Linked DNA regions of Homo sapiens: region 2 is linked to region 1. Evidence: chromatin contacts called from ENCODE Hi-C or POLR2A ChIA-PET data. All regions are on one chromosome and are shown on one strand. Each heading gives the region's core, a stretch centred on a gene start or an enhancer-like site at or near the end of the contact. The rest is flanking DNA. Distances are from core to core; before and after follow the strand shown.

The links. Hi-C counts contacts between places; a loop is a spot of excess contacts on that map. ChIA-PET counts read pairs that join two places held with the same protein, here RNA polymerase II (POLR2A). Pooled maps may share reads with other maps.
Region 2: a loop to region 1 is called in a map of Caco-2, with 2.1 times the contacts of the local background. The contact joins two enhancer-like sites. A Hi-C loop is called at or near these places in 3 of 168 maps with a recorded cell type or tissue (B cell, Caco-2 and sigmoid colon), 14 of 37 single-sample maps with no recorded cell type and 11 of 50 pooled maps. POLR2A ChIA-PET finds 5 or more read pairs at or near these places in 7 of 52 experiments (MCF 10A, OCI-LY7, activated B cell and 3 more).

Annotation. Positions count from the first base shown.
Region 1 is chr11:95,277,372-95,282,218 of GRCh38, reverse strand. No RefSeq gene overlaps it. Among named protein-coding and RNA genes, the nearest start is that of SESN3, 49 kb to the right of the region's middle. RefSeq lists a silencer at 1,400-1,694. Within about 2 kb of position 1,863, at least 8 of the 41 ENCODE cell types and tissues checked have a DNase peak (open chromatin) inside an H3K27ac peak, as active enhancers do; they include B cell, where a contact is called at or near this core.
Region 2 is chr11:95,334,982-95,339,828 of GRCh38, reverse strand. No RefSeq gene overlaps it. Among named protein-coding and RNA genes, the nearest start is that of SESN3, 110 kb to the right of the region's middle. RefSeq lists enhancers at 1,339-2,066, 1-3,227. Within about 2 kb of position 2,313, at least 31 of the 41 ENCODE cell types and tissues checked have a DNase peak (open chromatin) inside an H3K27ac peak, as active enhancers do; they include B cell, where a contact is called at or near this core.

The DNA of each region.
Region 1 (4,847 bases), core at 614-3,113:
TCAAAGTTACTTTCCAAGTCTCTGCTTTTGTTCTGCTGATTCTCTTTCAGCAGCTTTGTTTTGCTAAGGAGTAAACACTTGGTTTGGGATTGAGGGGGGATTTAGCTGCTTTGATTTTTCACTGCTTTTGCCCAGGGTCTCTGGAACAGTTATTTTGAATCTTGAAATAGCCTTAGATGTTTCTCCCTTATATGCATACACAAACACTTCTCTCTTTCTGTCTCTCTCTCCACCTGCCCTGTATTGTTTATTAATCACTGTGGAACCATACTGGTCCATATGGAATAAAAATCAGCTGAAGCAAAGACAAGGTATTTGATAGATTTAGTGGTAGTGGTGTGTGGATATGAGAGAGAAAGAGAGAGACTACTATTAATAATAACTGTTTATTGAGAACTTTCTATGGACCAGGCACCACGCTGCTAAGTACTATACAGGCATTCTTTAGTTAAATTCTCTCCAAGCTTATAAAGGCAGGTGTTGTTACTATCCCCATTTTACAGAGAAGAAAATTGAGGCCTAACTTGCTAGAGACACAATTTTGAAACAAAATTTGCTCTTAATTATGATGTTATAATGCCTAGCCCACTCCCATCTTTCTCAGAATTTTGTTTTATAAGAAAATTATATCACTGTTTTTTTTTAATGGCACAAAATCCTGAGACCAACAAGGATAATGACAAGAACTATAAATATTGAAACTCTTACCTATTAGACACTGTGCTTGATCTCACACAAACTTGCCTGTACATAAATAATAATACATATTATGCCCACTTTAAAAATGAGAAAACAGAATCTAAGATGTTTTAAGTAACTTGACCCAGCTCTTTCCAACTGACCAGTAAATGGCAAGTTGGAGTTCAAATACAAAGCTGCTGATTTCAATGTCCAAAATCTTCTCAGAGCCTCTTTCATTTTTTTCCTCATTGTTTTCTTAGGGAAAGAGCCCAAGCAGAGAATCATTGTTTGATCATTTTCTAATTTATCCATGTGTGAGCACCAGCACTTCATTCCTAATGTATGTACAGATTCATGTATTTAACATACAGTATAAGTACATTGGGAGAGATACAGTCCTCAGAAAAAAACAGAAGCCAGCATTTATTGAGGTTCTATTACATGCCAGGCACTATGTTAGGTGCTAAGATGTGGTCCCTGCCTTTAAAGAACCCTCAATCTTACAGGGAGATAAATTCTTAAGACATGAACTTTCAACAGAAGGTAGTGAGTCTAGTGAGGGGCTGTCATATACACTCCCAGATCAGGGGCATCTAACGTAATTGCGCCTCTGAGAGACCTTGGTGCCATCTACTCATTGTTTTCAGATGTTCACATTTGCACAGTTAACACAATTCTAGAGGGAACCAATGTTGCTAGCGGTTCATAAAACTGAGAAACAAAGCAAAAATAGCAAAAAGTAATACTACGAATAATAAGTGAACTGGAAACTCCTACTCAGAAAGTTTCCTAGGCTCTCCACTTCCCTGGAGCTACTCAGCCAGGCCATCTGCATGACAAGTCCCCAGTCCTGCCTGCCCTGCCAGAATTCCCCTCCAAAGGCACCAAGCCCAGAATCTGCTGAGTGGGCAGCAAGTTCCCGATGCCTGCCTTCCAGTGCCAGGTGACTTGGCTCAGGTATCTCCCAGAAACTTTGTACCACAAGACCTGGAAATTATTGCCTTTGCTCATCGCCAGACATTAGAAACGAGTATCTGTATCAGAAAAATAAGTAAATACAGGAAACCAGTAAGGGAAAGAGAAGGGTGAAACAGACAAATAAGGAGAAGTGAAGACAAGAACTAGAGACAAAACATCTCACAGGAGACACAGAGAGCTTTTGAAACTTCCTAATTTCCTACAAGGTTCAATGAGCCTAGTTGTACTTTCCCCATCTTGAATTTTGTGCAATCTCTCTATTTTATTTTACTAAATCCTTTTAAATGTGTTAACTCAAGTGGGTTTCTGTTTCTTCCTACCAAAAAAAAAAAAAAAATCTTTGACTAGAACACGTTCAAATTCTTCTCTTTTGAGTCATACATTTATCTTTTTAACCCACTATTTTGCCTCAGGAGTGAGACCCAGCCAGAGCTATTCATTATCTTGCAAATGCATTTAGCCTTTTGTTGCCTCTATTTCTTGGTTATAGGTTCTCTCTGCTCCAAAGGCCTGTTACCTTCATGTCCAAGTATCTATATGTCAGCCAGGCTTTGAGCCCCAGGGGAAATCTCCTCCATATGGCTTCTCTGAACCTTGCTGGCCACAAGTAATCTCTCACTATTCCATAGGGCTTCATATGTAGGTCTCTTGATTCCAGTGTTTTCTTCCTTATAGTAGAGCTATTAGTATACCCAACTTACGTTTCCTAGTATATCATAAGCTCCTAAGGGCAGAGATTTTTGTCTTACCCTTTACAAACTTTATCGGTGTTTTGCATATAGTAGACACTAAATTCTCTTTACAAAATGAGTGAATAAATGAATGAATTCAAAATGCCAGAAAGCATAATGAATTGAAAAGTGTCAAAACTCCAATTTTGGAGGAAATAAAAAGAAATCGAAAAATTAGACCCCATCAAACCTATAGGCAAAAAACAAATTAAAGAATATATTGAGATCAGTGCAAATTCAAGCAAACCTTGAACTTAATCTCTAAGATTTCTTCCACTACAAAATAAAATAAAATAAAAATCCATGCCTATGTTATTCTATACGACAAACATCTACAGCACTCCACAGGGAGACCAGAGTTTAGGAATCAAGTCTTGAGATGGTGCACATTTTTAGTGATGAAAAGACAATCCTTTTATCCATTTACCATAGTACTTATCATTACATAGTATGATATGTAATTATTTATATACCTATTTGCTTATGATTTCTCTCCTACTGAACCTACTGAAATGTGAGTTCCATGTGGAAGTGATCTTTGTTTCATCCAGTGATGTAGCCCGTGTGCCTAAAGAATGACTGGAATAGAGGTGGCACACAATAAATAATTGCTGAATGAATGATTGAATGACGAATGAATAGGAAATATAAAAACACATGAGCTATAGCCTCTGTCCTCATTAAGCATCCAGCTGTCTTTAGTATAGAAGACACTGCCCTGCCCATATCCTTCACCAGACCAATGCCCTCAGCCCCCAGCTGCTATAAGGGTTGTCTGCTAACAGCTCAGAGCTGCCCACTACTCCGGAGAATTGCTCTCAGTGGCTGGAAACATCTTTCCCAGAAAGGCATGGGAGGTTGCACATTATCTCCAGAGGTGGCCAGTAGCCAATGACTGGTTGATAAAGGGCTCCAAAATGTTGCCTCCACACCACTCGCCCACAGTACCTCTCAGTGTGGGAAAGTTTTGCAATGTCATTTGCCATCTAGAGTTCCTCAAGGGATCAAAGGGAGTGCACATCTTTATTTGGTCCCTCCTCATTCTGCTTCTCTCATTCCCTCCCTGACAAGTTTTTCTGAGAGCACTCTCTCAATAAATCACTCACATAAAAATCCCTGTCTCAGGCTCTGTGTCTTAAGAACCCAACCTAAGACATTTGGAGTTATCTATTATCTATTATGTGCCATGCACCATTTTTAAGACTTTATATTCAGTTGGAAATTTAATTACTCTAACTTTCATAACCAATTTGCATGACAATTATCACCCTGGATTTACTCAAGCTCACAGAGGCTAAATCAATTGCTTAATACCTTCTACATGATCAAGGTAGGATCTAAACATCAATCTTCATAAATCCAGAATCTCAATTGCTCACATTATTCTTCATTAGTACAAAACTCCATTTATATATCTCAGAAACATTTTGAATGACAATAAGAGAAGTAAAAGAGGTTTTATGGCTGATCCTCAGTTAACCAGAATATGCAATTAATCCCAACTGCCCCATCCCTAAAATTCAAGGTAATCAAGTAGTCTCACCTTTCCCAAACTGGCTCTCTCCCTTCACATTCTGATGAAAGTCTGACTTAGGAGTTCATGTATTAGGGAGTCTTTCAGTACTTTTCACTGCCATCAGAACTTTAAGTAAATTCTCAGCACTGTGGGGAAGCAGGTATCTGTTGACCTTTTCTGTTGATTGATGAAGACATCCAGACGTTGAGTGATATTCCCCAAGGCCACATAGCACATCTTCATCAGACACAAGCATTTCAAATTCCTTCCCCATGCTTCAGACTTTGGAATTGTTATCTTGTTCAAATCCACAGCTTTCACTCTCACTGAGAGCAATGAGCCACTGATGGAAACCTGTTTTGACTCCTGTCTCTTACTAGCTTTGTCTGAATCCGCTAGTCAAGAATATGGTGGAATCATGTATATGTGAAGAGGGGTCAGCTTTCCCGGGTAGCCTTTGCAGCCTCATAGACAAGATTAAAATGGAATTTGGAATAAATAATATGTTGAATTAAAATCTAAAAGAATTTAATATCAAGCGAAATGGACAATTCGGATACTAATTTTCTACTTGGGATACTTGGACTGCTTTGCTTCCATGGCCTGTGTCTTTTGGAAATATATTGTATTTTCATAAAGGAGATTTTGAACATGTAAATACTTTTAAAATTTCTTGCCTAGCCTGAGTAAGCAAGGATAAATAGTAGGTAGATGTATCAGAGACCAAATGTGGGTTAGAATGATAAAAAAAAACATAATGCTTATAGAATGGGAAATTACAGTGAGATTTTGGCTCATAGATGCCTCTGGTTCTTTCAATGGAATTAATAGAAAGAAACATATGTTAGATTATGAATTTCTATATTTTTTCTATCACTGGTATTATTTGTTTTTATCGAAGCAATGCTCCATATTGTCAGGCCCTATCTAGATTTGATTTG
Region 2 (4,847 bases), core at 1,064-3,563, 57 kb before region 1:
TTGCTAAACTCTGAAAAGCAAAGACTAGATATGAGATAGTCATCCTGTTACAAGTTTCATAAGGAGCTAAAAATACAGAAGAGGAAAACAATGATCTCAGCAAGGTAATTGCCAATAGGTGAACAAATGAAGCAGACAGAATATGAGCAGCAATTTGGCAGTCCTGTGGGGAGGGGATGAGTTTGTGGGGCTAATGTCAGTGTGGCATACCACCAGTAGTTACAGTCCAGCAAAACAGTTTGAAACTAGTTATCCAACTACTCCTGACACTGCACTCCTCACTGCCTTAAGACACGCTTAGGGGATAGGGGACAACAGGAGAAAGGTGACAAGCTGACAGGAAGGAGAATATGGGTATCTTTTTTCCACACCTTCAAACATTCCAATTGATCTTTCTTAACTAACATTTTTCCTGTGTGGATTTTATGCGCCAGTGGTAAGCAATGTCCCTTGGACATTCCTTCCCAGGCAGGAAACTTTGTTTTTGTTTGGGCTCAGCCAGGATCTCTGGGCTGCAGGCATGTTGTTTTATTTTAAGAAAGTGGCTGTATTTTAGCTAGGGAGCATGTTTTGAGCAGAGGTTTTAAAGTGCCATCTTCCAGAATGACTTAGGCCAGACTGAAAACAGCGAGGAAGCTGGATAAAATTAAAGACCTCGAGGGATCTTTCCAAGAGCTCTGAGTTGGTGAAAATAATTTAGTGATTAGTCCCTTCAGCATCTTTAGATCCTTTTCAACCCAATGGGTGGGCTAATGCCTGCAACCTCTACAGTTTGCCGGGATTCTGAATTGATCAAGTTACAGTGAAACCACACAGGTACAGAGCTGCTGGCTTGCAAAGGATTCCTCCCTCAGAAAGTTCTTGGCTCCGGCCAGAAAAGAACACTACCACATTTTTCTTGGCTTTTTATAGGGTGTTGATCCAAGGATCTGTTTTTACATTTGAATGTGGCAGTCAACTGTAGCATAATAGATTGCAGACCTTTGTGAAAAATCACTGTGAAGGCTTCAGCAGAGAACTGTGGGCTGGCTGCAGAGAACTGCACTGTCAGCAGGTTAGGAACTGGGCGCTTGTCCATGTTTTCCTTATTTTTAAAGGAGTCATTGACCTTCCACAGGCCTGTATCAAAATGGGGGGAACAAAAATGCTGCCAGACAGGGCGGAATTGGAAGAGGCCTCTTTCAGGGGCTGGAAAGGCCTTCGTTTAGTCTATTTACTGTCATGGAAATTCTGAGTGTGACTTAGAGGCCTCCTTGGCTCTGAGCCAGGTGGAAAGGTTTGGAAAAAAAAAAAAAAGCAGAGACTCAACTGGGGAGTGAGCTGGGTGGGAAAGCAGCTGCCCTGGCACAGCCCCCAGAGGGATGTGAAGAGCCCCAGTGCCTATTGTGCAAAGGCAGATTCAGAAATCCCTGCAAGTTTGGACATAGGTGACAGCCAATGTCACTGTTCCAGAGTGGCCAGGTTTGATAAACATGCTGAGAAGTTGTTAGAATTTGTTCTTGATGAAGGAGGCTTCACCCGACATACCATTCATTCCTTCATTTGTTCTTCAAACAGTCTTTAAGGGCCTACTGTGTTTGAGACACACCACGCTCAGCACTGAGAATACAGTCATGACAAACACAATCTCTGCCTACTATTCTGTAGGAAGACAGTCTAGTAAAAACAGCTACTATACTACAATAGTTAGGCAGACCAGAGCCACCATAGGAGTATTAGAACAGTCTCAGATCTACCCTGCATGGCCTCTCTCCAGGGCACCTCAATTCATTTCATCAATCATCACTGGAATTCCTATCAACCCTGTGCTAAGAGTTTAGTCCCTCCATATTATGGGCCCACAGGATCCAAGTGAATTGGTACTCTCCCAGGTTACAGAAATTCGCTCCCTGTCTAGTGCAAAGGATGTATGAGCTACAACTTGTCCCCTCTCCCAGGGGGATTTGCATTTTAAAGAGGATTATCACCTCAGCTAAAGGCAAGGTTCCCCCAGTGCAGGCTTTTAGGCCAAAGCAGGAAGAGTAGAGAGTGTCTTAGAGAACCAGAAGACTGCCTTCCTAGAAACACAGATGTCACTCCGGGGAGGCAGCCTGCCCGCCCTGGGCTTTAGGCCGTTCTGGAACTGAAAGGGGGTTGGAAACCATCTGGCAGGATACGAAAGAGAAAGCCCGTGGCGAGCAGCCACCGGAGCCTTGCTTTCCTGGGCTGGCCTTCCTAAGCTCCCCACAAGCAAGGACTTGTTTTCTGCTAAGCTCTCAGGGAGTCTAAGAAGGGGTTTACGTGAGAGAGTGTGTGTGTGTGTGTGTGTGTGTGTGTGTGTTTGTGTGTGTGTGTGTGTGTGTTCTACAGCCTAAAGAGAAACTGCACATAGGGGAAGCATGTGAGGTAAAGAGGCCAGAGAAAAGATTCAAAGAGAACAAGCAAGAGAGCCGGTTGGGGCAGGTCTCCAGAGCCGCTATTATTTTTTTCTGGTTGATTATCACAGTGCTTGAAAATGAAGAATAATTTCAGAGGTTGGTGGGGAGGAGGGGCCTGGCTTCTTGGAAGCCTTATTAACACCAGGCGAACAAGACTGTAATTAATCATCAGGGTGAACTTGAGCCACTGGGATGAACGCTAACCCGTTAACCAGCTCTGCCTGGTATTTTTATTTCAGCAAGATCTGAAACTTTAAGGATGTCCTTCTGAACACGATTCCCACCACCACTGCCCTCGGTAACTCAAATGAAGCTTCTGGAGTGAAGCCTTGCAACTGTACTGTCATGTTTTCAACTTTATAATTTTATTCTAGTGACTTCTAGATCTTAACTTTGACTTATCCACTGTGGTAAAGACAAATTGAAAGAATTTGAAACATCAGACAACTTAGATTATGATTTTTACGTATACCAGAATAAGCATTATTTTTTTTTTCTTCCTACTGCTATACCTTTCTTCTTATTGGGCTAGGGTTAATAGAAACAATTCTTATGAAAAGGAAATCTATTATTTTAAAATATATGCGATTTCAGACATTGTCTGAGATGAAGGTTACCTTCATGCTATCTGTGAAGAAAAGTTTGCTAAGTAAATGAGGACAATAAACAAAATCTCAGCCCAAATTTTTTACCTTACTTGAAGAAACATATTGTAAGAACCATAGCAGCATCCATTTACATGTAAACATTTTTATACTACTTACAAATTATTGTCATCTTTCCTTAAAAGCTGACCCTCAAAGAACCTCTAGTTGGTAACGTGCTTCTAGCTTCATTTTCATCACCCTACATATTGGAAATTCATGAAAATGCTTTTCTTCGCAAGCATTCCCCCAAAGCTAATTTGAATTAATGATGTTGGTGTAGTTAGAGTTTGTTTATGGTCTGGTACTGCTAAATTCATGATTGACTATATTACCTGAAAAAAATGGGGTTCATTTGCCTGGCAAGTAACAACTCTCCACGAGAACACAGGTTTTTTCTCAATAAGCATTTTATTATTTGTCACAAAAAAGAAGAGCACTGGTGTGTTCTCCAAGGCAGTGTCTCCCTGAGGGAAAGTGACAGGAGGGTTTTACGGGGCAATGGAGAGTAGAGAGGAAGTGTCAGCGCATGTAGAGGAAGGGTCCCACCAGTGGTGCAGATGCAATGAGTCATCACACCAGCACATAGGTCACATGTTATGGTAATGAGGCTATAGCTCCCCTGAGGGGGTTGGTGGGGGGGTGGACTCTAGCATAGTAATGAGGAAAGTTCACTCAGGTTCATTTATAATTTGCCAGGGTCTGTCAGGAGCTGGTGTCAACCAACTGGGTGACCACATTCCACATAGGGTTTGGGACAAAACAGGCTTCAAGACAAGATGCTGTAAAACAGGCTGATTGCTCAAGTTGATTAAATTCCTATAGTCCCTGGAGATCCTCCCTGTCTGCTTACAGATAGATGGATGGGTGAATCTTCAATAGAGTCCACCAGACTTATGTCTTTATTTCCTTAAAACATGGGCCTCTGGGTCTCAGGGGACGCCCTGGGAAGTAGAAAGGATGTCCATTCCTCTCAAGAAGTCTTCACTGGCAGGGCGTGGTGGCTCACACCTGTAATCACAGCACTTCAGGAGGCCCAGGTGGGCAAATTACTTGAGGCCAGGAATTTGAGACCAGCCTGGCCAACATGGTGAAATTCTGTCTCTACTAAAAATACAAAAATTAGCCAGGCGTGGTGGCATGCACCTCTAGTCCCAGCTACTCGGGAGGCTGAGGGAGGAGAATCACTTGAACCTAGGAGGCAGAGGTTGCAGAGAGCCAAGATTGTGCCACTACACTCCAGCCTGGGCGACAGAGCAAGACTCCATCTCAAAAAAAACAAAAAGTCTTCACCATCCAAGACACACTTCCACCTATGACTGAAGACCATAGCTCACCAGCTTCGGGCCTGCTTCAGGGTCCTGAGCTGCCTCTTGTTCATCCTGCCACTTGTGCCTACCTTGGCTGTTTGGTCACTTGGTTTGGCAGCTTGACCATTTTCCACAGCCCTCGGTAAGTAGTGCTCCCCACTTGCTCCCACCAGCGGAAGCCTATTTCCCCTCCCCTCCCCAAGGCCAAATTGCCAGAGAGAGGGAGCAAGATTGGACAGCCCACTCACAAGCTCTCTCGGGGACACCTCATTCCATATAGGTAAACTCCTACTAGCTGCTGGTCTCAATTCTAGATAGCTGTGGACCCCAAAGGATGTAATTAATGCTATCAAAGAAGACACAGTGCTCTGCTACTTGGCTGTGAAAACTTCTCCTCCAAAGTGGAAGGTTTGACGATTTCCACAATAAAAATCTCCCCATGTTCTCCATCCCATTTTTCCCTTCAAAATATTAAC